Regions from separate parts of the Mus musculus genome. Here all the other regions are linked to region 7. A link is a loop called in an ENCODE intact Hi-C map of the cell type or tissue named here. Cell type or tissue: left cerebral cortex. All regions are shown on one strand.

Region 1 (4,000 bases), 230 kb after region 7:
AAATAATAAACAAAAAGAAATTAGAGCAAAACTGGAATTTGTCTTTTCCTTATTCCTTACATTTTTAATGTGCTAAATAGTTTATTTTATTTCAGGAAGAAGAGATTCTCTGAGGAGACTTAGGTTTTGTGCATATCTACGGTGAAGTGTTCTTCTAGAACGCCCCCCCCCCTTGGTGTCAACATCTTTTCTATGTGTTCTCACAGTATTTAGCATTTAGCCGTTATCTGTTCAGTTTTCTATATCCATCCCCACCATAAGTTGGGTGGTACAGTTTGTGCACACATCCCCAGCTGTCCCTTGTTGGCATCTCATACCTTCCCACCCCTGCCTAGCTTAACATGTGTCAGGCAGGTGTTATTATCTTTGGGCACAAGAATGGAGCACGTAGTTTTCGAAGCTGCTTTACGAATGGGCATTTATGTTCTCATTCTCCTGAGTATGTCTTTCTCTTCCAATATAGAAATGGACAAGTTGGAGTCACGGTCCATTCCTTGCAAACCCCAATTATATTTTCTCTGTTTGCTTGTGACCCCTAACCTGGTGACTAATGTAGAAATGTAAATCCCAACATTCCACACCTTCTTATATTAGAATGTATGACATTAGATGATTAAGCTCAATCTTTATCTAATTAAACCTTGGAAGGATGTTTAATAAAATTTCCAAGTTTGATAATTAATTTTTCACTCCATTTAAACTAATAGCCCAGAAATAACAGGAGAGAAAGCTTAGGCAATGAGAAAAAGGAATCATTCACATTTGTGACTGATTGTTTCCAAGTCCTGCCTGGATCTCTGTTCTCACAAGATGAGTTTGCTGAACACAAAGCCTCCAATACCGTAGCGTGATTCTTTTTTGCTGACTTAAAGTACTTACTACTGCTATGTCAGGATACATTGTCACATTTTTCTCTCAGATGTGAATATGTATTATATAACCTTCAGGATTTCCTCTTCAGACACTTGATAATGTAAAGGCTTTGCCATCAGTTGTTTAGTGACTTTATTGGGAATGGTTACTCCTTTGACATTTAAGACTTGACAGTAGTTGTAGTGTGTTATTTTCAGGCTTTTCGAGATAAATACGTGTTCCATTTCAGACTTTTACACAGAATTTTAGCATATATTGATAATTCTTAATCATTAGGATTTGATTGTTTAAGAAATGGGGATTTTTAAAACTCAGTACAATCTTTTTAGCTGCATTTTTTTTCCCAAAATGATCCTCTTTAGTCACAGATCACGTATATCATGAATGTATGCATTCTAATTTTGTCTAATGGATTATGATTCCTTGTAGTCAGCACTTAGTTTAAGAATCAACATGCAATGACTTGGATGAAAGCAGCTGTTCTATGACTGGTTTCTGTGACCTTTTTAATATATCTTTGTTAAAATTTGAGAGTCTTATTTCTTTCTGATAAATGATTTATTTTAGACCTGTCATGTTCTACATTGGTTCTGTTTTGAGACTGTTTAAAACTAAGACATGGGTGTGTAGTAGGATGTGCCATATTTGGTGTGATTCTGAGATCATGTGGGAAAACATTCATATTTGTAAAGCACACATTTAGATATTTGTTTCTCTGAGCACATAAATTCTGTGTGAGTGGGAAAGTCTGCTGACATTTAAAATAGTGACCCATGTGTTGTGTCATCCATGGTTCCCTTTTTACCTAGTTACATGACACCTTCCTCAAATTTCCATTAAGTTCTCTTGAGGCCACACAAAAGAAAGAAATGAACCAGAGATGAGAGGAAAATGGCATATAATTTGGTTGTAAATGAAGTTCAGTTCAGTTTTATTCAAGATATGACCATTTGTTTCATTTGCTCCCTTTATTCTTTTCCATTTTGCAGTGATGTCTCCCTTTAAAAGAAAACTGCCCAGGCTATCAGTATTTGAGAATGAAAGTATATATATGGACAAGAAGTTTCAGTTTAAACCCTCATGGTTTTCAATCCCTAATATAGTTTTGAGGCTTTCTGTGTTCTATTAATTTTATATACAGATTCTTACTTAATTTTTTACACAACTGTCTCAGACAATTATGCTCATTTTATAGAGGAGAAAACAACAACAACAAAATTCCATGAAGTGAAGGGACCTGCCTAGATTGGACCGATAAGATGTGGCAGAATGAAGAATTGCATTTGAGCTGTGTAACTCTAGAGCCCACGTTTTTCACACTAGCTGCCTTCCAGAAGGCTCAATCTGGGTGTTTAAGAAATAGATCATGCACTGCATATATATTCACCTGTACAAAGTCCAAGTTCTTGCTGCCTTGAGCTGAGTAAGACCCTGAATTTACTCATTTGAGCTGGAAACACTTTGCTGAACAACATATGTCAAAAGAAAGACACAAATGATTTTCCTTCCTTTAGAAGGCACGGGGCTAATAGAGTGAGTATGAAAATATGTACGTGGACTGATGGATTATTGCTTTATGGATACCATTGTAACATATTCACAAGTCATTTATTTAGGGTATATTCTTAATTCTACCCAGGTGAGCTAACAAATTCAGGGATCTTAATGCCTGGCAGATACAGAGGTGTTAAGTGAATGTTGAACAAATCCCCAGTGGTAACTTAAAATAGTGAAATTATGCAGTGTTTTAACTCATAATTTAATTTTTAAAAAACATTTTTTGCTTTGAATTTGAAAAAGAAATGCTCATATGGTAGAAATGTGTGAGATAATAAGTACATAGAGATAAGCAAAATCTCTGAAAGAAAAGAACGCCATGATCCTAGCACTTAAATATTACCATCCGTGGCATCTTGGTGCATGTTCTTTCAGAATATTCTACCCCCACTTTCTCCATCCCTCTGTCTCTCTTTCTGTAAGTAGAAAAACATGGACCTCTTTGTGTAATGCTATATAAGCATGTATAGAATATGATCACATTAAGTATCACTATAATTTTATTGTCTTTCTGTAAACATATAAACAGCTTTCAGCACAATTGATTGTATATTAAATAATTATTTTTAACAGTTACATAACTACAATGTGTTTAATGCTGCAATGTCAGTGGGATACAAAACTTTGTGATTGCTACAGAGAAAGACAGTATTGTGTCATTCTCATCACAGGGCTTTTAAATAGCCACATGTTATTCTGATGTCCTAAATTTCTCTTGTAAATCCTAAGATAAGCGTTCCCTTTGACTTTTTAGTAGTTATCAAATTCAATCATCCACTCCTTAGTTCTCTTCTCTTACCTTTCAACGTCCCAGGATGCATCTTGTTAGGTTAACCAACTTCCATAATGCCCACTAACAATTTAACTATCACTACAATTAACTAGGGAGTTTTTAATCTCCTTAAATATTAAAGAATCTTATTTTGGATTTCTTTGTCTTGCTCATCACTGATTACATTCATGTACAAACTGATGCCAGGCTCTCTGAGCCCGTCTGGCCTCACTCAGGCTCCTCCTCCTCTAGCAAGGAGGGACCTGGATTTTACCTGAAATGCATTCCCTTGATGCCTACTTTGTCTTCTTCCCATTCCAATAGAGAAGACAGGTCAATAGGGCTGATAAGAATCAGGGAGAATGAATTTGTGGCTCAGTGTGGTCTACCCCTTCCTCTGATCACAGTTCCTTGCTTTCTACTTAGGATAGTCAGGTTCTGAGAACCTTGGCTTCCTACTTGTAATCATGTGCTCTTTGGAAAGGAGATAAACTGTTCTCCATCCAGATCGGTTTGGACTTGGACTCAGATTAGAAAAAAAAAAAATTCAGCCATTTTGTGATGTAAAAGGAGGACATTGCAACGTCATTTAGTAGGTGCATATTCAAGCCAAGACTTCTAGTTGACCTTATCTTTCACAAAGCTTTTGTTTTTTGCTTGACTCCTATAGATAATTTCTTAATTGTTTACGGATTTAGAGAGGGAGAACAGTGAATTTACAGCATCAACACACTCTAACAACACCAAACTCTCCTTGCCATGTATAACATGTCTTGTCAATATCATTGTTGTTTTCTA
Region 2 (4,000 bases), 150 kb after region 7:
AAATAAACTTTTTACCTCAGGGATAAGATACATTTATTTCCTTTCATTTTGTTATTTGGCTTTTGACTTGTCTTTTATTGTCTTAAAAATTTCTCTTGATTAAATTTATTATTTTATAATTTATGATATTTTAACCATAGTTGGAAATGCTTTATGGCTTCATAGTTTGTGAAGCAATTTACTTAGAATTCCATTCTGTTTGTATCATTTCATGGCTTAAACAGGTAGATGTCTGGTTTATTTTAGTTATGCTGATGTATGGTGTAAATGGATCCCACTTTATCTTTTTCCATATGGTTTTTCATTTACTCCATTGCCATTTACAAAAATGTTCATCTAATTCTAATTTTGAGCTCCTGCCTTTATCACATAGTAAATGTCAAGGATGTTAGGCTATTTCTGAGATTTACCTCCTGCTCCATTGGACTATCAGTCTACCAGTAAGCTAATCCCACACTGTTTTAACTATAGAAACTTCATTATGTTCTTATATCGTTAGGGTAACTTCCTACTTATTCTATTGTTTGGGGGCGGGACTTGCCAAACATTCATGTTTAACAATAACTTCTGTAATTAATTTGGGTTGACAAATTTGTTGAGAAATTAAATTGCAAAGTATAAAATGAACATATTTATTAGTATAGTTCATACAATGAAAAATCTGATAGCATAAATGCATTAAAAATCTTTTCCTAGGTTGACAAGTAAACTTGGGAGTGGGGTGTCTTAGTTAGGGTTTCATTGCAGTGAAGAGATACAATGACCAAGGCAATTCTCATAAAGGACAATATTTAATTGGGGCTGGCTTACAGGTTCAGAGGTTCAGTTTATTATCATTATGGTGGGAAGCATGGCATTGGGGGAGCTGAGAGTTCTACATCTTGTTCTGAAGGGAACCAGAAGACTAGCTTACAGGCAACTAGTAGGAGGACCTCAAAGCTTATCGCCACAGTAATACACTTCCTCCAACAAGGCCACACCTTCTAATAGTGTTATTCCCTGGCCCAAGCATACTCAGATCATCACAAGGGTGTTCTCATACTTCGGATTTTAAAGCTTCTAGTTGTGACACAGCTTTCTGGTTTTTGTTTTTTCAGGTTTCTATCAGTATCTTTGGCAATGCTTAATAATTTGCTTTATTTATTTTTTGCATACATTCTATTGGTTATATGTTTGGGTATGCTACTGTGGTAATTTTAATAAGAGTCCTCTCTTTTATTAGGTTTCCGATTATTTTATTATACGAACTATACTAATAAAATATGTCAGTTTTATAATTTGTAATATAATTTGTCACTTATAGATATTTTTATTTTTAAGTTTTTCTTTTTGATTGACATAATAACTGTGTTTATAAAACTCAGTGTGATGTTTCAATCTATGTATAATGATCAAATCAGGATAATTAGCTTAACTGTCACCTTAAATGTTATTTCTTTATAGTGAGTACATTAAAAATGTACAAATTTTGTACTTATTTACTTCCAACTTTGTTCACACTTATCTTTTCCCCCATTTTATGAATTAACATTTTATTATACCTTTAATATAGCAGCATTAAACAATAGTGAGGACTTTTAGTACTATGGCTTTATTCTGTCTTCTAATCAGGAATGGATTCCAAATTAGTTGCTACCTTTTAATCTATGATTTACATAACTTACGATTGATTCGTGTTGATCTGAAACGTCATCTAGGTCTTATATGTTAAGGTCATGGTCCCAAAGCATGGAGTTTCTGGGGGTGGTAGAATCTTTAGGATGCGGGGCCTTGTTGGAAGAAGGTTGGGTCACTAATTTGTGTTTTTGAAAGAGATATCAGGATCCTGGACCCTCTTCTTTCTTTTTTGCTTCCTGGTTGCTGTGAGGTAAATAGCTAACCTCTGGCATATGATCCCATCATTGTATACTCAGAAAGAAAAACAAACAAACAAACAAACAAACAAACAAACAAACAAAACAAAACAAAAAACAAAACAAAAAACCTCCAAAACTTCAAACCCAAACCAACTAATCAATCAACCAACCAACCAACCACAATCACAACAACAAAACATATCCCCAGTGACCATGGACTGGAACTTCTGAAACCATGTACAAAAATTAACTTTTTCTTTTCCAGCCACGAGGTGGACTTAAGCACACTGTATAACCTCAATTAGTTATTTAATGACTTGCTACTGAGTCTTTCATTATTATATCATTGCAAAAATCCCAGCTGGCTGTAAGAAACAAAGAAAGATCTCAGGCACCTTTTTCTTCACTTTCTCCAACTGGTATGGTTTAGCAACACTTCAGTACAATATAACAACCAAAATATTGCTGTTGGTACAGCCAAGATACATAACAATTCATTGCCACAAGGATCTCTTGTTTCCATTGCCTTTTTATATCACACCTTCCTCCTCCAAGAAGGAACATGCTATTCATGCACATTGCAACTTGGGTGAATTTCAATAGAATTATGCTGTGTGAAAAAGAAGCCAATCTCAAACATTAAATTCTGTCTGATTCCATTATATAATACAGTTGAGATGAGGAAAGGGTAGAAGTGGGGAGCATGTTAGTAGTTGCCTGAACAGAAATTATACTGGTTCTGTCCACTCCAATTTTAAACACTACTTTCCTTCTAATTTTTATGGGAAATATATGTAGCATTATTTAAGAAGGCAAATCTATATAAACAGTTTCATCTTTTAGTTAATACCATGTTTTGGAGGAAAACATTTTTAGCAGATGAGTATAATTTAATATTTATGTGTACTTAAAATGCAAAAATTATGGAAATATAGAATAATTACTGAATAGAAGTATGAATCATTCATATAGTGAACTTATGCATTAGCCAAAATAATGGAGAATATGAACTGAATCTTGCCTCCCAAACTGAGGTATCTTTAGAAAAATGTCACTGTGGTTACGTGTGATTCTTCCCTGCTGTCTCTATGCAGAATATCATTGCTTGCATAGAGCCAATGGTAAAATGACATTTACTCTGTTCTCTCTCCTTTATGTACTAGTTTTTAGTCCTTTTTTGGTGTGGAGGGTAAGTTTTCATTGTTATTTAATAACATAGAATCTGAAAGTTTTAAAGGTTGTAGGCATTTCACTGAAAAAGCCACTACTACAGATATATTGTTCTGCAGAGAGAATAGATACTTTCACTGAGTGATTGCCAGGGCTTAGAATGTACTACTAAATGTCTCTGCAGGGATTCCAGTTTTGACTCAACCGTGTTCCCTTGGCTGAGTCTAAGGAGGTTTATGCTTCTATCTTGGGATGTGCCATATTTTTTGAAATAAAATTCCATACAGAAGTAAAAGTGTGCTATTACAGAGGTGTTTAGGTGAGCATGTGAAGCAGATGTCTCTGGGTTTCTTTTTAGAGCTTTGATCTATACAAATATAAAGGAAGCCCTCCTTTACTTATCACTCCATGGTCCAGGCATCACAGATAGATGGTGCTCTCTTTCTTCAGCTGTAGACAAATTTCTAGGCACAGTCCTATCTTGAGATCATAGTCCCCATCAAACCCTGCTTTCCCAATATCTGTTTCATTAAAGCTGGTGGATTTTATAATCCTGTGCTTATAACTGAACAACTTTATTTCAGATAAACTATCATTTTCACTGCTTTTCTTCCTCTCCCTTGAGACAAAACCCACACCTGATTTTTAAATTTAAATTAGGTAAATTTATACACCCCATTTCACCTCTGGGGATCAAGGACTACATCAGGGCTTTTCAAATTTCAGTGTGCATAAAAGCCCTGCCCTTCAAAGCTTATGCTATGTACAAATATCTTTTATAAAATTTAATTTATAGATTCAGCACATTAAAAATTGATAACAATGACCATAATATAGAAGAGTCAAAATGATATGCAATTGTTTCCTGGAATCCATGGAAATGAGTTCCACAACCTACCATGGATATGAGAATCCAGCTCTGCTTGGAGCTTTGGAGTTAAGTCTCTTGTTTAAAATGATGCAGTATTTGGATA
Region 3 (4,000 bases), 110 kb before region 7:
TTAGGCAAAGAGAGTAATTGATAATCCATAAACAGCTACCAACCTATCTATTCCAATGTCTGGAAGGGGCAATTAATTGTCAGCCCAATGATAAAAATTCGCTGCCCATTCTTCAGTGACTGTGTGCTTGCTTCCTTTGAAGTGGTCATTACCTTTAGACAGGACTGACTTGTGTCAGGGAGCTGAGACCTCTGGGACAGTGGGGTTCTTTTTGTTTCTTTATTTTCATTACTATTACTGTCAACATCATTATTGTCATTATAAGCCAGCATGAACACATGCGTGCACAGGCTCATGGGCTGAGTTTATCTTGAATTAAAGCAGATTCTGTAAGTGGGGAAGGTCTGAAAACATTTTCTTGGGAGCATTTCCTGTGCCAAATGTTTATTATGAGCATTTACTGTATTTCATCTGTTTCATGCTGAGTGATCCATGTTATGTCCGTTTGGGTAGAAGGTATAGAAATCCAATTTATCTTAGCATAAGCATTGATTCACCGAAAGGGTCAAGTGTTGAGTTTCAATTCAGTCACCATGAAGTAAACTAACCCCGTTTACCACACATTCCCTTCCTGAATTGTGGTGTTACCAGTAGCTTCTGAAACTGCTAGCTATATAATCTTCCTTATAATCAATGGTTTTAGGTATTCTGCCATAGTAATGGAAAGCTGACTAACAAAATGGGTAAATGCATATGACAGGGTGCCAGAGACCAACATACCCCCCATAGAGGGGAGAGAGAGACAGAGAGGGAGAGAGAGACACACACACATACACACAGAGACAGAGACAGACAGACAGACAGATAGACACAGAGAGAGACACACACACACACACCACACACACACACACAGACAGAGAGAGAGATAGAGACAGAGACAGAGAGAGAGAGAGAAACAGAAACAGACAGACAGGAAGACAGAAACAAACAGACAGAGAGAAACAGACAGAAAGAAAGAGACAGAGACAGAGAGAGATACAGACAGAGAGACAAAGAGACAAAGATTTACAGAGAGACAAAGACACACATCTTTTAAAATGATTTAATTAAAAAATTTTTTGTATGAATATTTTGCTTGCATGTATGTATATGCACCATGTGCATGCCTGATGAAGACCAGCATGTTGGATCACCTAGAACTTCGAGCCTCTATGTAGGTGGCCTTGTATGTTTTGGGAATCAAACCCAGGTCCCCTGGAAGAGCAGCAAATGGTCTTAATTACTGAGCTACTTCTCCAGCCCTAAGAAAGGGACTTTGTTTTGTATTTTGACACAGGGTTTCTCTGTGTAGGCCTGGCTGTCTTGGAACTTGCTTTGTAGACCAGGCTGGCCCTGAACTCAGAAAGCCACCTGTTTCTGCATCCTGGGAGCTAGGATTAAGGCATGTGCCACCATTCCCAGCTGGAGAAAGGGATTTTCTTTTATGGACCATGTGAATGGGTCGGAGAACAACCTGCCAGAGTAGATTCTCTCCTATGTGAGTAGCAATCAGGATCTAATTCAGATGTGAACCAGGGATCTAATTTAGGACAATTCACCAGGCCTGGTGGCAAGCACCTTTACCTATGAGCCACATCACACCAGTGCAGTGTCCTTTCCTTTTATGGGGTTGGCATGCCAACAGTCTTCTTAGCTGCACCATATGGAATAACTAACATAGCAGTGCAGAAATGTATCTCTAGCTCCTTCCGTGTGACTCTTGGCTTTGCTTTCTTTTGCTGCCAGCACCGACCCTGAGCTTTTGGCTATTGGTCACCTTGAACTTAAGCCAGGAACTTGGGATCCAAGAGGAAATGCAATCCTTCAATCCTAAATTCATCGATAATACTTTAAAAATTCTTGGAGAGGTTGCTCAGCTCTAGATGGGGGGGCTCTTGCCCTTGCCTGTGTCAATCTGTGTGGTAAGGGAGAGGAAATGTTATAAGTAACCCAGCCCATGTGGTCTGACAGGTTGCTCTCTACCTGCAGTGTCCTCCATGCTTTTGCTTGGAGTTGGAGGGAAATCAGGGGTCCACAATGGAAGGACAGTGTGCTAGACAGTGATTAAAGAAAGCCTGCCTTATTATATAATGTATAATAATATGTAGTCTTAGTATATCAAGTCATGTCATGATCAAGATAATCCAATGAAGCAAATGTATTCGTAGACAAGGACTTCAAGGGGGAAGCAGTGGCTAAGTAGCTTGAGCAAGGGCATACAGGTAATAGGCAGCAAACCTACAGTTCCCTTTAATGTCAGCCTCTGCACTATTTGGTCATTTCTACTGCCTTGATAGGTTCCTTTACAATCTATATACATCATAGTGTCAGAGATCCATTTGCACATCAGGAAATCATCTTCAACCCTTTGTTCCCTTCTAGGAGAAGCCACCTCAGCATCAAAGGCACTTTGAAGTGTGTACTTCCTTCTAGAGTAACAAGCCTAAACAAAACCAGGCACTTACTGGATGCTTAATAAGGATGAGATGACTGGATTCAGGGCTCAGAATGATGTTGGGTCTTTTATGTTTCTCCCTGTCTTTCAGCAAGGGTTCCCTCAGAGGCTTTCTGCTGGTTATATCCTCAGATAGGTATGATATAAGAAAGATAACCAGTTGTTGACATTCTAAAACTTTCAAGGAAAAGAGATCATCTTACTATGTATCCGTACAAGACAATTTTGGGGAGGGCTCTAAGTACGTATGCCTTGGGAATTTGCCCATTGTGTTAGGCAGCTTTCCATTCCTGTGACAAAGTTCTGGAAACCATCAGTTGTAAGGAAGAAAGATTTTTTTTTAACAGCTCACAGCTTCAGAAAGTCCCAGCCTGTGTGCCTTTGGCCCTGTTGCTTTGGGTCTGTGATGGGGCAATACCTCGCGTTGCTCATATGTGGTGGAGGAGGTCATTTACCTCATGGGAGCAAGGAAACAGAGGGAGGAAAGGGTCAGGATCCAGAGACCTGACTTCCTCCCACTGGGAAGAAACTACTGATCTGTCAAAAATCTGTCTGGAGATCAAGTCTTTAACACACATGGGCCTTTGGAAAGCATTCAGGATCCAACCTATAACACCCACCACACTGACATATATTCTAGGACCACATAGAGTCAGGGTGATGGTGGCCAACCCCAGGAAAGGATGCTGGCAGTTAAAACCATTTTTTTCCACCAATTTCTAGCAAGGTGGAATCATTAAGATACAGAGCTGTGTCCATATCTTTACTTCTCAGTGTCTCCTGGCACTTCCGTTGCAACGCTGCTTGCTCATTGTGCCTTCTTTTCTTCTCCACAGAAGCTGTCAATGCCTGCAGAATTTGGCCCTTCATTTTGAGACCCCAGCATCTAGCATAGTGCTTGACCTACAGCAGAAGTTCAATAAATATCTACTGAATGAATGCTATATACTGTTATGGTTTACATAGTTTACAATGCTATGGTTAAAAATATAAGCATTCTCCAAAGGTCTACTACCTAGCGTGTACCACAATAAAAACTGTTCAAAAGCTCAAAACCTGCTGTATAATTTATCAGTAAATTACAAGTACCTCGCCAAAAAATTTTTATGTGTGCACCTCATTTCAAATCAGACATCATGAAAATTTATGTGCCACATGTTATAAGCCTTGCACTCAGCTGGGTGCAGAGGAGGTGAGGGAGGCTGCAGGAAGGAGGGTGGAGGCGCAGCCTATGTGGAGCCTCTGATCTTGTCGGGAGGCAAGAGAACCATGGCAATTAGGGAGCCTCTCCAGGACAACATGCAATAAGTTTCTCCATCTGAGCTCCGGTGCTCCGTGGGGGAAATCTAGGGTCTCTTTAGGTTCCCAGGAGGAGCTTGGGGTCATATTCAAGACAGGGTTAGAGGAGTGACAAAAAGAACTGGATAAAAAAATGACACGCAGAAAGGTTAAAGACTTCAGATGACTCAGGTTGGAGAAGAGAAGGCTGAAAGGAAACTGAATCATTTTCTTCAAGACAAAGAAGGGCTCTGGCTGGGGGATGATGGCCAGCTGTCCTCCGTTGCC
Region 4 (4,000 bases), 240 kb after region 7:
AAATCTTGGAGGTGGGATGTGTGAAGGAGGAAGCTACTTACCTCATGGTAGAAGGAAGCATTGAGCAAGGAAGGACCTAGTGACTAGGTGTAATTTCAAAATCATATCCCTAGTGACTTACTTCCTCTGACTCCATCCCATATCTTAAAGGTTTTATAACTTCCTCAGACACTGTAATTAACAAGGAACCAAGCATTCAAAGCTTGAGCTCAGGAATTCATTTCATATTTAAAGCACAATTCCATGGAACCACAGACATGTGCCCCTTTGTGCTTGTTTTCTTTAATTCCATGATAGCTTGATATCATGAACTTTCATGGCTAAATGAAATCTTATTTTGTTACAACCCCAGAATTGTTGAAAATCCCACTATTTATTATCCATTCTACAGTTGGTTGACCTGTAGGTTGCTTTCAGTTTTGGGCTCATACATATAATTGTGCTATGAACACTACTTAGCACATGTTGAGGTCAACCTATGTACTTACTGAGCATGTGCCTAGCAGTAGAAAGTGCTCTTTTTTTTTTAAAGTTAAACAATGCAGATCAATTTATTATTTTATCCTTGCTTGTGCTTGGTTTTTCTTTCTAATCTATTTTAGGTATGTAGCTTGAGTTTCTAGGTTTTTTTTTTTTTTTTGCTTAAAGTTCCTGGCTTCAGTAAATCAGAAGCAGCTTGTAATTTAAGCCCTTTCTATGTTGGAAGGCAAAGTGATAATAGATGTACAGGAAGGGTATGTTTAGTTAAGGAGGACTTTGAAGGGTAAAAAAGGTGGCAGCCAGAGAGGTGGCAAAAAGGAGATAGACATTAGTCAATCTGCAAGACCACAGGGCCAGAGGGTCTGAATACTTGCTTGTGTTCTTTTTAGTAGTACAAACACAAAATCTGCAATCCACCATGCAGTATATTTAAGAGTGAAAGCACATGCTATTAATATTCATACAAGGATAAGTGGTGTCTTTTAGGGCCACTTGAGGAAAGCAGATTATTTTAGGTAGCTTCAGTGGAAACTTACAACTGCAGATGTTTATGTTTGATAGAATGAAAGGCAGCTTTATCATCTAAATAAGGGTGGTATCAAACCCTGAAGTACCTCCCATCCTATACAGATATGAGTGCTTCCCTCATGTGTGCTGTGGTATTTTAATCAGAGCTTGTTTATGGCTTTCTGTAGTGTAGGTGGCATCTGTGGTAGTGTCTCACTATTGTAAGAAGCTCATGGACCTAGGAAGATTTTATGTGAACTGTTCACTTTGTCTTCCCCTGAAAGCTCCCCAGGAGAAATAGGAAATGGTAGAAACTAAGTTTTGGGTCTTTCCTTCTTAAAGTCAGTTTTAGGCCCCAAGAATGAAGAAGAGGAAAAATGAGCTTCCAGACTCAGCAAATAATAATATAACATCCCTCGTGTTAGGGGGAAGTTTAAGTAGAACTTTAGCTCCTCTAGATGGAACAGAAATATCTAACACAGCCTGTAAACAATGACAGTAGGTTCATCCCCAAAGAGACTGATTTTAGAAAAATTCCCAGGGGGAGTCTGCCTTAATCAGGTCCCCAAGATCACTAAGCTATGCAACTTCTTGCAATATGCCAGCTTTTACTTCTTGTCAAAAGCCTTGTTTGTTTTCTTGAAGTTGATAGAGAGCAACTGGGACGATGCCCCTTAACTGAGGTCCTTCCCATGAGCACCCCAGAGAGCTGGGGCCATATAAAGCACAGATTCTTAGTAACAGGAGAATAAGAAGAGTGAACATCTGAGTATGTCAGACTTGTGGTATAGTGACACCATCTTCTTCTAAGATAATGGAAAAAGCTATTGCATAAAACTGCACTGATAAAAACCAAGGAGAAGGAAAGGAAAGTTCTGAATTCTATCTTTCTTGGTGGTTTTCTTCTAAACATATACACAAGGGCTCTTGGAAGCATTTATTACTCTGTAGCCTTCAGCATTGACTCTAAGGTAAGGTAAGTAACGAGATTTGGAGGTGGAAGGCAGTATAAACAGAGCCAGCAGGGAACAGTTTGAGCTTGATTTTCTCTGTAGGTGGGAACTTCATGTGTGGTTGAGAAAGAGTCATGAATAGAATAAGTTCTGCAGATCCACATTTAACAAAGCCTAAGGCACTGGGCTTTGAGATAACTCTTGGTTCTTGAGTTACTTTTTTTGAAAGTCCATGAGTAGCCAGTAGAAGTCATCTGCTTCCTCATTTATTAGGCAAGAACAGAATCCTTGTTATCCATGTAAATAAACATCTTGATTCTTTAATCAGTCCATGGGAAATGAGCTATGCTCAGTCACACTATTAGTGGCTTAAGATGAAGAGAATTGTAGATGAAGGAGGAGAGGCCAAAGAAAAGCAGGCATGCATACTCACTGGTTTACCTTCTAGAGCCTTCTTCCATTGTGCATGTATATAGCTGTCATTGTGTGTTTTATTTCACTTTTCTAGGTGATGTCTCAGAAGAGAATGGCTCCAAGAAATAGCTCCTCTGTGACTGAATTTATCCTTGTGGGATTTTCAAACCAACCAGCTCTCCAGCTGCCTCTCTTCTTCGTCTTCTTAGGTATCTATGTGCTGACTGTTATAGGCAATTTGGGACTGATCACCTTAATTGGGTTGAATTCCAGTCTTCATACTCCAATGTACTTTTTCCTCTTCAACTTGTCCTTTATAGATTTCTGTTATTCCTGTGTGTTCACGCCAAAAATGTTGAGTGATTTTGTCTCAGAAAACATTATCTCCTACATGGGATGCATGACTCAACTGTTTTTCTTCTGTTTCTTTGTCAATTCTGAATGCTACGTGCTGGTGTCAATGGCCTATGATCGCTATGTGGCCATTTGCAATCCTCTGCTGTACACAGTTACCATGTCTCCTCAGGTCTGCACTCTGCTGATGTTTTGTTCATATGTGATAGGGTTTGCTGGAGCCATGGCCCATACTGGAAGCATGCTGACACTTACTTTCTGTGATTCCAATATGATCCACCATTATCTCTGTGAAGTTCTTCCCCTTTTACAGCTCTCCTGCACCAGTACCTATGCCAACGAGCTTGTGTTTTTTATTGTTGTTGGAGTAGTCATCACAGCATCCAGCATCAGCATCTTTATCTCTTATGCATTGATTCTCTCCAACATTCTTAAGATTCCTTCTGCTGAAGGTAGATCCAAAGCCTTTGGCACATGTGGTTCCCATGTAGTTGCTGTTGCTCTGTTTTTTGGGTCAGGGGCATTCACCTATTTAACAACCTCTTTCCCTGGTTCAATGGAAGAGGGAAGGTTTGCTTCAGTATTTTATACCAATGTGGTTCCCATGCTTAACCCACTGATCTATAGTTTGAGGAATAAAGACGTTAAACTTGCCCTAAATAAAACCTTGAAGAGAGTGCTCTTCTGATGAGTCTGGTGCTATCATTCGGAATTAAATCCTTGTAAACATACTCAAATACACTTTCCACAAACAAGGCTTTCTTTCTACTGTTAAAAACTGGAGATCTTTTTGAGGATTATAGCACTTGGTATCACTTTGGCCAAACTTTGCATCTACTAAGTGCCATTATGTATTGTATACAATATTAGACTCAAGAAGAATATTACCTTGATGTACTTTCAATTTTCTTTCTTGGATTTGTCTAGGAAGAACATTTCTAGCTGGAAGAATGTGTACAGATTGGTACAAGGCCCCGGAACAATTTTATCAACTTTATGACCTGTCTTACCAAATATCAAATGTAGAGTCTAGGGTATCATAGGTAATAATCTTCTAACTCTTGAAGAGATTACTTGCCCAGGAAGGCTATAAATCTTCCCTTTCACGTACATGTATATACATAAGAAAAGTTCTCATCCAAGAAACTTATGAGCCCTGATTTGTAAGAATGAATGAAATCTCAAATACTTCATTTCAAAATTCCTGCTCCTTGAGATGGTAACTTGGACTAGTGATTTTCTGATTGGTAAGTCTCCTATGCTCTATAACTAAGGGTAAGATGAAGAACACA
Region 5 (4,000 bases), 130 kb after region 7:
TATCATTATTATCAAGAGGCAATACAAACAACTTTTTAAAGTTGGTCTAGACCAAGTGAAAAGGAAAAAATAAGACTGTGTTATGTGGTTATCATTAAGATTGCAACCATCTGTGGAACTCAACAACATGAATCTTTGCAATAGGACTTCCAAAGGCTTAGTGTTTATCAAGACAGTGAATGTGAAGGTATATATTATTTTAAGACAAATGAATGTCATTTAGACTTTTGGGGGATGTGGGTTTAGGTAGTTAAGCCTTGATGGAGCAATCTGTGATTCAGGATAACCAAGTAAGGTTCTAGGTAGCTTAAGGGAGCAATGACTAATTGAGAACATGCATTTATTTATCAAAGCAACATCAAAAAATTCTTTATAGAAGAAACAATTTATTTGCATTGAATTTTATGGATGAGATAAACTTATTTTAGTGATTTGGTACTTTTATTTTTAACTTTTTGCTTTGTATTTTTGATGTCATGGTGAGAAGACTTTTTTCCCTTGGGAATCTTAAGTGTTAGTTGGCTAGAAATGTGAATTTTTAAAAATATCAATGAAAAATAGTCTTTTGGTTCTTTTCCTCTATTAAACAGAAACAATTTCTTCTTTCTCCAGCTTTCTTGAACTATTTTCTCATTTTGGGTGACAGGGAAAAGAAACTTGGGGAAAATGTAATTTAAACATCAGAAACCAAGTAAAATAGAGTCCTGGATAGGTCTGGTTGGTCTAATCTCTTTCCTATGATTACTTCACTCAGCACAAAGAAATAGGAATATTACAAATGAATGGCTCTGGTGGGCTTGTTGCCCTCCTATTTGCTCAGTGAGATGAAGTTTTTTTGTTTTTTTTGTTTTTTGTTTTTTTTTTGTTTTTTTGTTTTTTTTTGATATAATATACAATTTTAGAGCTGTTGTGTTTTTACTCCAGGATTGATTACCCAGATTGCAGTGACCAAGGATTTGCCATAGGAGTTGACCAAAGCAGACTAATTAGCATAGATGTTGGGGAAACAGCTGTTGAGACAGAAGAATGGCTTTGAGGCTACCCTGAGCTAGAACAGATGAGTAGGGGAGTCTGGAAGTCACTTATTCATCTGTTTATGTCTCTATGTTCTTGTTTTCTCACTGGAGCCTGGCACAACGATGGAGCAGCAGTTGGCTGTTTGACCCAGGTTACCCAAATGTTCAGACTCAGCTTTCCTGCCTGTTTCTCTTATCCTCATCTTTAACTAGAAAATGAAGTACTTCATCCAATAGTATAACACCTTGGAAGCTGAAACCTGGATTTATGACAGCATAGTGCACTGAAGTGATATGCAGTGTGGAAGTGGGTCTTGAGGAAGAGGCTCCTATCCCCCATTTTCATCCATCTTCAAGTGTCAGGAGAGAGAAGTGATGCTTATCTCCTGGCTGTGGTCACAGGAAGAGGTGGTGGGACACCAATGAACTATCGCTGGGAAATGTGGTAAGCAGCTCTACAGCCAGGAAAGGCAGAAGCCTTAATTTGCACATGGTTCAAATTCTCTTGGTAGTGAGTCACTCAACAAACAATGTGTAATCAGGTTAAGGATATGAGTGTGAATGATATTATTAATATTATAAATGATAAGGGAAATGTAGATAAATCACCTTGCCTTTAGACATCCAATGCAATTTGATAAGTTAAAGATACTGACAATGCCAAGTACTGATTAGGGATGAGATGCCCATTTATGGCTGTAAAATGTAAAAACTTGCATAGGTACATTTTTAGCATCTTTATTATCTTAGCTTTCAATTGGAAGCAATCCAAAGTTTTCCTAAGTGGTGAACAAAGCCCAGAACTTTATCCTGAGGGAAAGGAACATCATGTTTAAGTGGCTATGCATTTTATAACTTTAAATATAGGCAAAAAAACCTAGTAAGTCTGTAGTTGCTTAGAACTGAAGTTTGGGGTGTGGTTTAGCAACTTCCTCTTCTATGAAAACTTTCCACTTTGGAGGGAAGCTCCTTAAGACACATGGTGTTCTAAGGGAGGTGAGACACTCTATCCTGTAGGGGAGCTCTTTAAGTTCCACAAGTTAAAAAATGAGTTATTTCAGGAAGTCCCTAAAATTGACCTGCTTTCCTAGAACTCTCTCTCCTCACATGTCTATAAGCAGTGAGCATCTTGGAGAGACACTATCAGAGAGGCTAAGCTGCCTAGAAGAGACTGAGATAGACCAGGCCACCAGGAAGAAACAGAGACCAGCTGAGCTGCTTGGAAGAGACTCACACCAACTGTGCTGCATGGAAGAGAGATTCTTTCACATTTCATCTGTTAAGATGGCTGAGAATTGTGCTGTGAACCCCAAATTCCCATTTTTCATGAGGTGTCACCTGTACTGCAGAAGGGTCTTTGTGATGCAACTATATATGAGCCATTTCTGGTTCTGTCATTCCTTATCCATGCTCCTTGAAGTAACTCCAATTAACTCATTGGCTCACCAAGTTGGATTTAGTAGTATCCTTACTTTGTTCTGCCATTGGTTCCTTATCAGGAACAAGTAAACATTTGTTTATGTGTCTCATGAAATAATGTCACACAACGGAGGGAGGGGCTACTCATTATAGTACAGAACATTTTAGGAAAATGAAATAGCACATATTGATTGCACGGATACATAATTTATTAAAATTGCTGTGCTGGTTACAGAAATTGGCTCCATTTACTTGAAGTTCAATAACACCTCAGTAAGGCATATTTACATGTATCCATGTACAACTATGAGTGAAGTGGAAACTTCTGGTTTGTTTGACAAGTCAGGTATGTCAAGTGATGGCTGCCTGGGGCATACAGGTGAAAGAATGTTTTGCTGGGACAGACACAGGATGTTTTCCTGGGGCAGTCACAGGTGAAAGGATTTTTGGATATACCAAACACGTGGAAGGATGTTTGATGAAGGAGTATAAATATGATCCCACAGACAGTGGGAGATGAGCATGGGACATTGGTTTAGTTTGCTCCACCTCACTATTCTTCACTAATGACACACATGCATTGGTTCAACTTACATAGCATTGTTGAGCTCCACTTGTGGTATCAGAGTTGAGAGAAACTCACCAAAGAGCTGCTTATGAAATTCCTGTGGCAGCTCATTTGGGCCAGTTGGCTAGCTTTGCGGTTTCTTCAGCATTGAACTACAGCTACTGGTTTGGGTCTGATATCTGCCTGCTGAGAGGACTGAACTGAAGCTGCTGGTCTGTGTGTGTTGTCTGCCTGCCTAGAGGACTGACTGGTCTGCATCTGCTGAGTCATATTTGGTGTATGATAGGCACTGAACTGCTGCCAAAGAGGACTGCGCTCACCCACAAAGAACTATTGCTGAACAGGTATACTTCCTCCATATCCTAATAACTTTTCTCTTTCACGTGGGTGGTGGGAAAGAGGAAAGAGGAAAGGTTGAATGCTTATTAAAAGTAGACTGCAAAAATTATGACCACATATGAGTAACAGAGGATATGAAATACAAAAATAAATTCCTGAAACTCAATATAACTGGACCAAAGATGAAACTTGAGTTGTATCTCTGGTCCCGGAGGAGATACAACATCTTGAATAACCCAGAAGACCATTAATAGATAACTACCTAAAGCTAGTACCAGGAGCCAAAGTAGTATTTATTATCTAGCAGGCTGTTTTCTGATAATGAATAAAGCCTTTTTTTCGTCTGTGCTGGCATGCATGTAGTGTCCTCCACTGGAGCATGGGCAACCTGCCAGTGGCTAGATCCCCAAAGAAAAATAACTCTACTTCCACTGACAGCCATCAGCTGCCAGTAGTTTCTCAATGAGGGATGGGATCTGTGACTCTCCATTGTTGTGGTAGTATATTAATCTGCTCTATACTTCCTGGTTGGTATGTGCATGCTTGTTGCTACTGCCCCAATGTTTTAGATTCCTTGAAAGAAAGACATACATACACAGCCTTATAGTTTTAATACCTTAAATACCTCAATGGCTGGGCCACTCCTTAACTCCCCATG
Region 6 (4,000 bases), 120 kb before region 7:
GGGGTCACCTGGGAGTGGGAGAATGTACTTGCCAAAAAAAAAGGAGGAGCCATGGATGGCCACATTCCTTTGCCTCAGAGACTCTCATTTTCTTCAGGGCCAAGCAGAACTTAGCTCAGGTGAATTGTATCCTTCAGCTCCCCAAATCCAAACAGCTTTAAGAACTATGCCTGTCGGCTGTCCCTTATATATCAGGCCCTGTGCCGAGTACCTGGGACATTTTATGCCATGTAATCTCCATTTTAGAAGTCAAGAAACAACCTCAGAGACATTTTATAGCTCCCCCAGGTTGCATAGCAAAACAACAGTGAAATGGTCCTCTTCAGAATTTGTACTTTTACCCCCTGCCTCAGGGCGGGTGGTTACTTCGATACTGTTAGCTGGTACACAGTCAACGAGACTACAAAGGAGAAAGGAGTGGGCTATCAAAACAGATTTCTTTTTCTTTTCCTATTAGACGAAGGCAGGAAAGTCATGTACATTTGCGATGTCAATCAGACACTGGAACATCGAATAATAGCTCCTTTAAAAACATCCCCTTGAAAAAGAACACTGATGTTTTCTTCTTCCTCATTTCTCTCTAAGCTTGCTTACCAAGGGGGAAAAGAACAAGTAAGGCACGGCTAGATTCTTCCCAAACATCAGGTAGGATGGTCATGGAAGAGAACTCCAGAGCAAAAAGATGAGGAAGGCATACTGTTCTCTTTACAGCGCAGGGATGCCTGGTAGCAGCCCTGCCCTCTTCCAGTCCTCCGCCCTTTTTTGCCCCCTCTTTTCCTTCTTTCTGCCTCCTTCCAACTCCACAGAATGAGACTGATGCTGAATATTATCTGGCCCTTTGGTCCAGTGGACTTGGGACATAAAAAAACAGAGACTGTGTCAGGGCCCAGTGCAGGAGGTGCCCCTGGACCCTGGACATTCAATACCTCTGGCAGTCCCTCTTCCTCTAGGGGACACTGATTTCAAACACATTAACCACACCCTCAGCCATTATCTATCAGTATTAGTTATCTGTGGTGTAGCTATCTACTTGCCATGCACCAATGGCTTCCTGGGTATTTTTATAAGCACTAACCAGGAGAGACAAGGTTGGAGGCCTGAGCCCCACATCTCACCCTCTTCATCCTTCTCAGGCTTCCTAGAGTCTTCACCCATTCATGTCTTCCCTGCTGGCACATCTCCCGATTCCTTTCCCCATCCTTCTTGGCTTCTCAGCCTTTTCTTTCTTGCCTAGCAGTTACCCTCCTCCCCTGTTGACTCATATCTCATAATCTGCCATCTATCTATTTATTTTTTATTTTTTTACTTAATGGAACATTGCTGGGGATGAGGGGCTCTTCCTCAATTGAGACTGAAGACCCACACCTTTCCTTTCCCAGCCAAAAAGTGATTCTTGGGCTCAGTGTGTAGCTCAGAAGCAGAGTACATATTTAGCAGGCATAAAGTCCAGAAGTCAATCCCCAGCACCAAAAATAAGTAAGTAAATAAGCAAATAAGCAAACAAACTGTTCCCTGGAGAATAGCAAACCGCTTCCTTGGAAGAAGCCCTGGATAGTGTTCTTCAAAGGGCGGAACTGTATGTGATTGGCATGCTTGTATATGTATATGTATATGTATATGTATATGTATATGTATATGTATATGTATATGTATATGTATATATTTTTTCTGATCTATACATTTACTGCTATGAGCATTTACAGTAATGAAAATCAGTATGCTTCAAAGAGGGATTGGAGGGCAATCTTTTGAGAGGACAGGGCTCCACACTTGTCAAAGGTGCCTACTTGGGGAAAAAAAATCACATTTCTAAGCCCCATTTGTACAACTGTAAAAGACCTACCTACCTGGGGTGATCAGGCACTCTGGCAGCTGTTATTTATTTAACAAGAGTTAAAATGTCAGCAATGGCTTGCCCCTAAGTTCTCACTGCGTCTTGGACACTGGGCATTGGGAAGTGTCACCTCTCAAAGATATGGGCTATTCCTCCCTTCCAAACTTATTTATTTTGCACATTGTGGGAGAAAGGTGGGGTTCCTGCTGTCGTTAAGTAACCTCTGGAGTCTTTAGCCAGAGTGACAGAAAGAAAACACTAGGAATTTGGAGTCGTCTCTTTCCTTAGATCGGAGGCTAAGAATAAGCAAACACGTTTTATATAGGTATGGGTCACTCAACTCCTTTAGCCAGCTAGGAGCCAGGACCAGTGCTGGATGCCTTCATACAAGAGCCCTTAACAAGATCTGCTTTGGCGTTAGGCACTTGCAGCATCCAGTTTCCGTGTAGGCGCTGATAGACACTTCCTCCCCTTGCCCACAGGGCCCTCTCACGGTCACTCACCCAGCACCTTCCAAAGGAGAAGGTTTTGGGGGCTGAACCAGCTCCACCCCAGAACCACACTGACTAGGTTCTTTCCTGCCCATCACCACCAAGACCAGGGTGGATTCTCCCCGACTTCGCCACATAAGGGCTTAGACGATCATCTGAGGGTCGTGAAGATCTTGCCACAGTCCGCGACAGCAGCAGTGGGATAGGAAATCGTTTGGGGGCCAAAAAATACCAAGGGAAAGGACTAGCACACCAGCAACTTTCCTGTGTCTCCGTGGGGGAAGTTCCACCTCTCGTCTAAGCAGCAGCTTTCCTGCATGAAAGCTCTGCTCAGATCCAGATACAACCTAGATTGTCTGGCCCATGGGCGCTCAGACGCCCCCGCGAGCTGGGGAGCATTTTCCCCAGGGCTTGGCTCAGATCAGGCAGGCGCCTTCCATCATCCAATACAATATTTCAGCACCATTCTTTCCCACATTGTTCCTAGGTCTTCCGCACCCACTTCCATCCCTCACTCACCCCCCAGGGGTTCTCGTGTGCCCCTTGCCCCAGAACACGCTGAGTTCAAGTATGGACTTACCGTGCAGCAGTCCATTGCCGGTGTTGAGGGTCCTTGGCTGGGGTGGAGCCTGGCGCAGAGCGGGGGTGGGTTTGTACGATGCTGGGTGGCAGCTCAGGGGCTGTCGGGCACTCCCCGACCAGCGCAGAATCCTTGCAGAACCAGCCTCTCTCCTCTTGGGTCCGGTCTCCCGCGCTCCGCAACTCTTGCGAATGTAACCTGAGCCCTGCGGCCTCGAAGCCAATCAGAAGACACTTTCTGCAGGGTGGGCGGGGAGAACTGGAGCGAGGACCACTCCTTCTCTCGACTCTCTCCGCCTCGCTCGCTTTGGTGCTCCAACCTCTCCACCTACACACTTCCATCCATTCCTCCTACACACCCCATCTCCCAAATTCACCCCCCCCCCCGCTTTCTAAGTCGCAGACTGCCAGGCAGATGTACGTCGGAGTAAGCACAAGGCCTCCAACATCCAGGGCACAAATACACATCTGGGTGCAGCACGCCCTACCGCCCATAGATAGAAAACCACGAACCTCACCCACCTCCCTGTTCTAGAGTCCCAAACATTACTCCCTCTATTTCCCCTCTCTGCAGAGATGCCCTCCTCACTCTAGTTACAGAGAAACCTGATGGTAGACAGCCTACATGATGGGCACATAGTGACATAGACGCTCCAAGCCTCATGCATCCATACATACTCCCAGGCGGGGTGGTGTGGTGTATCTTCCCACATACAGACACTGCAGACACAATAGGCAAAAACAACTCCACAGGGCCGTGTCCACACACCCTGTGAAGCACAGGTAAACGGTAGACCTCCTGTTAGTTAGCACATAGACAAAAATACCTGCATTCTCACTGCTGGCAATGTCTGCACTAAGTGTTTTCTTTTTAAAATTTTTAGCAAGAACACTGTATTGTCACACGTTGATTCTACGTATTAATTGATTCCATTGTGACCTACTTGTGCCCTTTAAACCATGTTCACCTGGTTACCCTCTTTTGCCCCTTCCCACTCCTGATAACCCCTACTCTTTCCACAAGTATCCCTTTTATTGCCATGTCTTTTTTTTTGGAATGGGGGGGTGTCGAGAAGGAACCCATTGAATTTTGTTA
Region 7 (4,000 bases):
GGATGAGAAAGTGACACCGGGCCTGGCTTGATCTTTTGAAACCTCAAAGCCTACTCTCAGTGACATACTTCCTCTAGCAAGGCCACACCTATTCTTACAAGGCCACACCTCCTAATAGTGCCACTCCCTATGGGGGTCTTTTTCATTCAAGCCATCACACATTATATATGAAGTAAAATATCATACTTTCCCCCTTTGTAGTCTTTATACCTTTTATTTGCATATTTGCATTAATTTGATTGCTCCAGGCCTCTAGTACATCACTGAATATAAGTACATTCATATCTGATTTCTTTGTTCTATGGGGAAAGATTTCAATGTTCAATATTTGTGTAGGATGCTTATTGTAGACATTGTAGATTGTTTTCTTTCTTTCTTTCTTTCTTTCTTTTTTTTTTTTTTTTTTTTTTTTGCGTGTGGTGGTTCACCTTTTTCCCAGTAAAGAACTTTATTGCTAGTTTGCTAAGTATGTTTATAAAGAATAGATGTTGATTTCTCAAAAGTACTTTTCTTGTACACATTGAAATATTCATAGGATTTTTCTTTATATCTGTTATTATCATAGAATACATTGGTTGATATTTGAATGTTAAAATATAAAATATAAAAATGTTAAATATTGTGAAATAAAAGTCACTTGCCTCTAGCATTCTACCATCTTGATTTTTATTACTTTCAGTTTAATAAAATTTTTTAAGTACTTTTAAAAAATTATGCTTAAGCAACTTGTAATGTTGTTGGCAGCTTATGCTGGTCACACTATTAGCAATTTAAAAAAACAAAAACAAAACTATTTTCAGTAAGAGTATACAGTACCAGTACCATCTTTTCCCCAGTAAGTATTTGGAAAAATTTACAGGTGAAAATATGAAGTCTTGGAGTTTTCTTTGTGTGGAAGTTATATTGGTGGGTATAATTTTTTTAGTGAACATGTGACGGTGTAGAATGTGTAGTTTTCCTTGTGTGGCTTATATGTTATAGTTTCCTACTGCTGCATACACGGTTCACAAAACCTTAGGGCCTAAAACAACAACAGAAGCTGTTTATAAAGCTTCTGTCGATAAGAGGCTGGAGAGCAGTTTTGTTGAGTTGCTCTGGCCTCTGGCTAGTTTACCTTCAGTCTCAAATGTTCTTGGTGGTTATTATTTACCTGGAATCAGTCTCTTCAGAGGGTGATGTGGCAGCTGGCTTTCCTGGAGCAGATGATCTAAGAGAAGAGGCAGACAGAACTCTGCAGTGAACAAGAATAATCACATGACCTTAACTCTTTGCCTGTCTATGTATTTTCTGTAATTTAACTTGCAATATATCCTGAACATTGTGTATAAAAACATCTCAAAATTCCAGTTACTCCAGCAAGTCTGTCACCAAAGGTGGGTCTTATTTCTTCTGTTAGGCACACAGGGGAGATGCTAATCACTTCCTAAACAGGACCTGGCATGGTCGGCCTTGTGGTGAAGAGGCAGTAAGATTCATTTTGCATTAGTGTCCCACACTCTGAAATATGTCTTCAGGCTTTTGACTGAAAGTCTTTCAACTTTGAAAGACTGGGACCTTCCTTTACTCACTTGAGAGTGTTTTCATTTAGCTCCTGAGCCTCTAGTTATAGGTGGCTTCAACATATGGCCCATGTTTTTAAGGATGTTGAGTTTTCAGGAGTGAGCTCAGAGCTCACCCTTCCTTCAAGACCACCTTCGCTTTGCAAGCCCCACAGGCTGGAGGGATTTCACTTTGCATAGGATTCTGTGTGGATAACAGTTGATATATTCCCAGCACCCAGCAAATGTCCTGTGGGGAAAAGTGGCCATGTGTTTGAGACTCCTTCAGCTTCCATCTGTCGTTCCACCCCTGTAACAATTTAAGGCTTTGATGGCTCATTTTCTCCCAGACAGAGGCTTTCTACTTGAACCAAAGCCAATGGTGAACTGCTGCCCAGAAGCCGACGCTTCACCCAGAGTAAAAATTCCTGGTGATACATATACTTCCCCATATGGTCTTACAAAATAATTTGTTAGGATACTAAATTTCTATAATTTCTATGTCTCATAAGGTTACTGGCTTATAGTAATATTTCATTATTTTAATTTACATCACATTTATTTATTTATATGTTCATTAACTATTTCTGTGAAATAAATTACTTAATAGCTTTAAACAGTGAATGCATCATTTTCACTCTCTGTAGGGCAGGAGTGTGGGAGCGGCTTACTTAAGAGTGTGCACAGGTTACATTCAAGAGATTTTCATTGCTCGCCTGAGGGCTGAACTGGGCTTGAGATGCCTTAAGGCACCTGCGTCACATCCCAGATGCCTTACTCACGTGCTTTTGGCAGAAGGCCTTTGCGGCTGACAAAATACCTCAGTTCCTTACATGTGGCCCTTTCCACAGGACTGATTATTTTATGAACTGGTTCCTGACATTTTCTGTAGTGAGCAATCATAGAAGCATAGATGTATCAGACTCAGAAAAAAACCCAATGCTGTTGCTGAGGACTCTGTATTTGCTCTCATGAATGCAGATGAAGGTGCTGGAAAGATAGTTACAGGACATAAGGACTACTGATTTAGTGACTACTGTGTTAAACCAATCCCCAAAGAACATATTGATATCATATAGGCTAATGTGTAAGAGAATGCATTAATGATGACTAACTAAAAATAGGATAGTTTGAGTCTGAGGTGCAAAGTCTACTGTTGACTCAATAATCTCCTTCACACATGCCATAACTCAGGCTGGAGAAATGGCTCAGTGGTTAAGAACAGTGGCTACCCTTTCAGAGGATCCAAGTTCAATTCCTAGCACCCACATGGTAGTTCACAATTGCCTGTTAACTCCACTCTCAGGTAAACCAATGTTCTCTTCTGAACTCCAAGGGTACCAGGCACACTGGTGGTACACATATATACATGCAGACAAAACATAAAAATAAATTAAAAAGAAAACAAATACTACAATTAATTGGAAAGCTGACCAGATAGTATGTGATGACATTGGTTATCAGTCAGCATGTAATCTTTGGTCCAGCAGACACAGGGAAGAAGTGTGCAATGTGACATGCTATCCTCAGTACAAAATTGTGTTCTTCTCTAACACAGTTTATCATATTTTAGACACAGTACCAGAGCAGACATCTTGAGTGATCAATACATGATAATAAGGCTTGATCCTTGAAATACACACATACATATACACATGCACGCACACATGCACGCATACACAGGCATACACCCATGCCAATGAGAGAGAGAGAGAGAGAGAGAGAGAGAGAGAGAGAGAGATAGATAGATAGATAGATAGATAGATAGATAAGAGAGAGAGAGAATAGTATGCACACAGACAGGCTGCACATTGAACTATTGATAGAACTTGGCTACTTTAATTTCTGTCACACAGATGTGAACATTAGAAGGCCATAAAGGAACTGTTATAGGTGCCTCATCTGCTCACGTCACTGAAGAGAAAAAGATTAAACAAGGAATTGTACACATCCACAACACATGTATGTTTTCCTAATTATGTATTTATGAAAACTGTATTTATATTTGTGGGTACATATACATTGAAAAATGGAAGAAAATATGAAGGAAACTGAGATTCAGCACTTTGCATGTCTATGCCAATAGCTGAGTTTACTTTGCATATGAAATTGGATCCAACACATTGGGAGTTGGGCTCAAACCCCAGGATTCTTGAAACGCCAGCATCTGTGATGAGGCTGGGCATAGCGTTCTTCTGGAGAAGAACCAGATATTATCAATCATGAATTTCATACTTTAAAAAATGGAGCGAATTCTTCTTGGAATGCAGTATGTCCTCATAAGACAAGGGTGCTAAGAAAAGAAGATGAGATCTACAATACTCCTCCTGTGTTCAGAGGAGCTCAGGAAAGTTCAGATGAGGGCAGAATTAAAATGTGTAACTAGATATAGAACATGACATTCTCAAACCCAAAGAAAACTGACAATTAGGGATCTGGGTCCCCTCCTCTCTGTGTCTTTT

Evidence for each region. Peaks named below come from ENCODE experiments on the same cell type or tissue, not always from the same donor. Only the 100,000 strongest peaks of a DNase experiment are listed, where the experiment ranks them.
Region 1: a loop joins it to region 7, with 2.2 times the contacts of the local background. A loop is called at or near these places in 2 of 42 quality-filtered maps.
Region 2: it touches region 7 in a loop (8-fold over the local background); 2 of 42 quality-filtered maps call a loop at or near these places.
Region 3: a loop joins it to region 7, with 2.7 times the contacts of the local background. A loop is called at or near these places in 2 of 42 quality-filtered maps.
Region 4: a loop joins it to region 7, with 3 times the contacts of the local background. A loop is called at or near these places in 2 of 42 quality-filtered maps.
Region 5: a loop joins it to region 7, with 2.8 times the contacts of the local background. A loop is called at or near these places in 4 of 42 quality-filtered maps.
Region 6: it touches region 7 in a loop (2.8-fold over the local background); 2 of 42 quality-filtered maps call a loop at or near these places.

Annotation. Positions count from the first base shown.
Region 1 is chr9:37,903,548-37,907,547 of GRCm38, forward strand. No RefSeq gene overlaps it. Among named protein-coding and RNA genes, the nearest start is that of Olfr145, 8.1 kb to the left of the region's middle. In left cerebral cortex, a CTCF peak has its summit at 2,136; DNase peaks (open chromatin) are centred at 1,609 and 2,222; H3K27ac peaks cover 2,687 bases.
Region 2 is chr9:37,827,673-37,831,672 of GRCm38, forward strand. No RefSeq gene overlaps it. Among named protein-coding and RNA genes, the nearest start is that of Gm24764, 6.9 kb to the left of the region's middle. In left cerebral cortex, no CTCF peak of the experiment used is centred here; DNase peaks (open chromatin) are centred at 2,411, 2,961 and 3,309; H3K27ac peaks cover 1,433 bases.
Region 3 is chr9:37,563,991-37,567,990 of GRCm38, forward strand. It overlaps Gm46107 (a long non-coding RNA gene), which reads left to right. Exons shown (of 2, transcript XR_001779124.2): 2 at 3,271-3,489. Among named protein-coding and RNA genes, the nearest start is that of Gm46107, 11 kb to the left of the region's middle. In left cerebral cortex, no CTCF peak of the experiment used is centred here; DNase peaks (open chromatin) are centred at 1,628 and 3,691; H3K27ac peaks cover 2,810 bases.
Region 4 is chr9:37,916,193-37,920,192 of GRCm38, forward strand. It overlaps Olfr878 (olfactory receptor 878), which reads left to right and starts at 2,356. Exons shown (of 1, transcript NM_146798.2): 1 at 2,356-3,420. The coding sequence starts at 2,452. The coding sequence ends at 3,396. In left cerebral cortex, no CTCF peak of the experiment used is centred here; a DNase peak (open chromatin) is centred at 2,008; H3K27ac peaks cover 2,303 bases.
Region 5 is chr9:37,805,451-37,809,450 of GRCm38, forward strand. No RefSeq gene overlaps it. Among named protein-coding and RNA genes, the nearest start is that of Olfr876, 3.6 kb to the left of the region's middle. In left cerebral cortex, no CTCF peak of the experiment used is centred here; no DNase peak of the experiment used is centred here.
Region 6 is chr9:37,549,632-37,553,631 of GRCm38, forward strand. Nrgn (neurogranin) reads right to left here and starts at 3,114. Exons shown (of 4, transcript NM_022029.2): 1 at 2,906-3,114. The coding sequence starts at 2,920. In left cerebral cortex, a CTCF peak has its summit at 2,377; DNase peaks (open chromatin) are centred at 1,195, 2,334, 2,723 and 3,136; H3K4me3 peaks cover 3,552 bases; H3K27ac peaks cover 3,676 bases.
Region 7 is chr9:37,673,636-37,677,635 of GRCm38, forward strand. No RefSeq gene overlaps it. Among named protein-coding and RNA genes, the nearest start is that of Panx3, 6.4 kb to the left of the region's middle. In left cerebral cortex, no CTCF peak of the experiment used is centred here; DNase peaks (open chromatin) are centred at 1,843, 2,279 and 3,792; H3K27ac peaks cover 2,063 bases.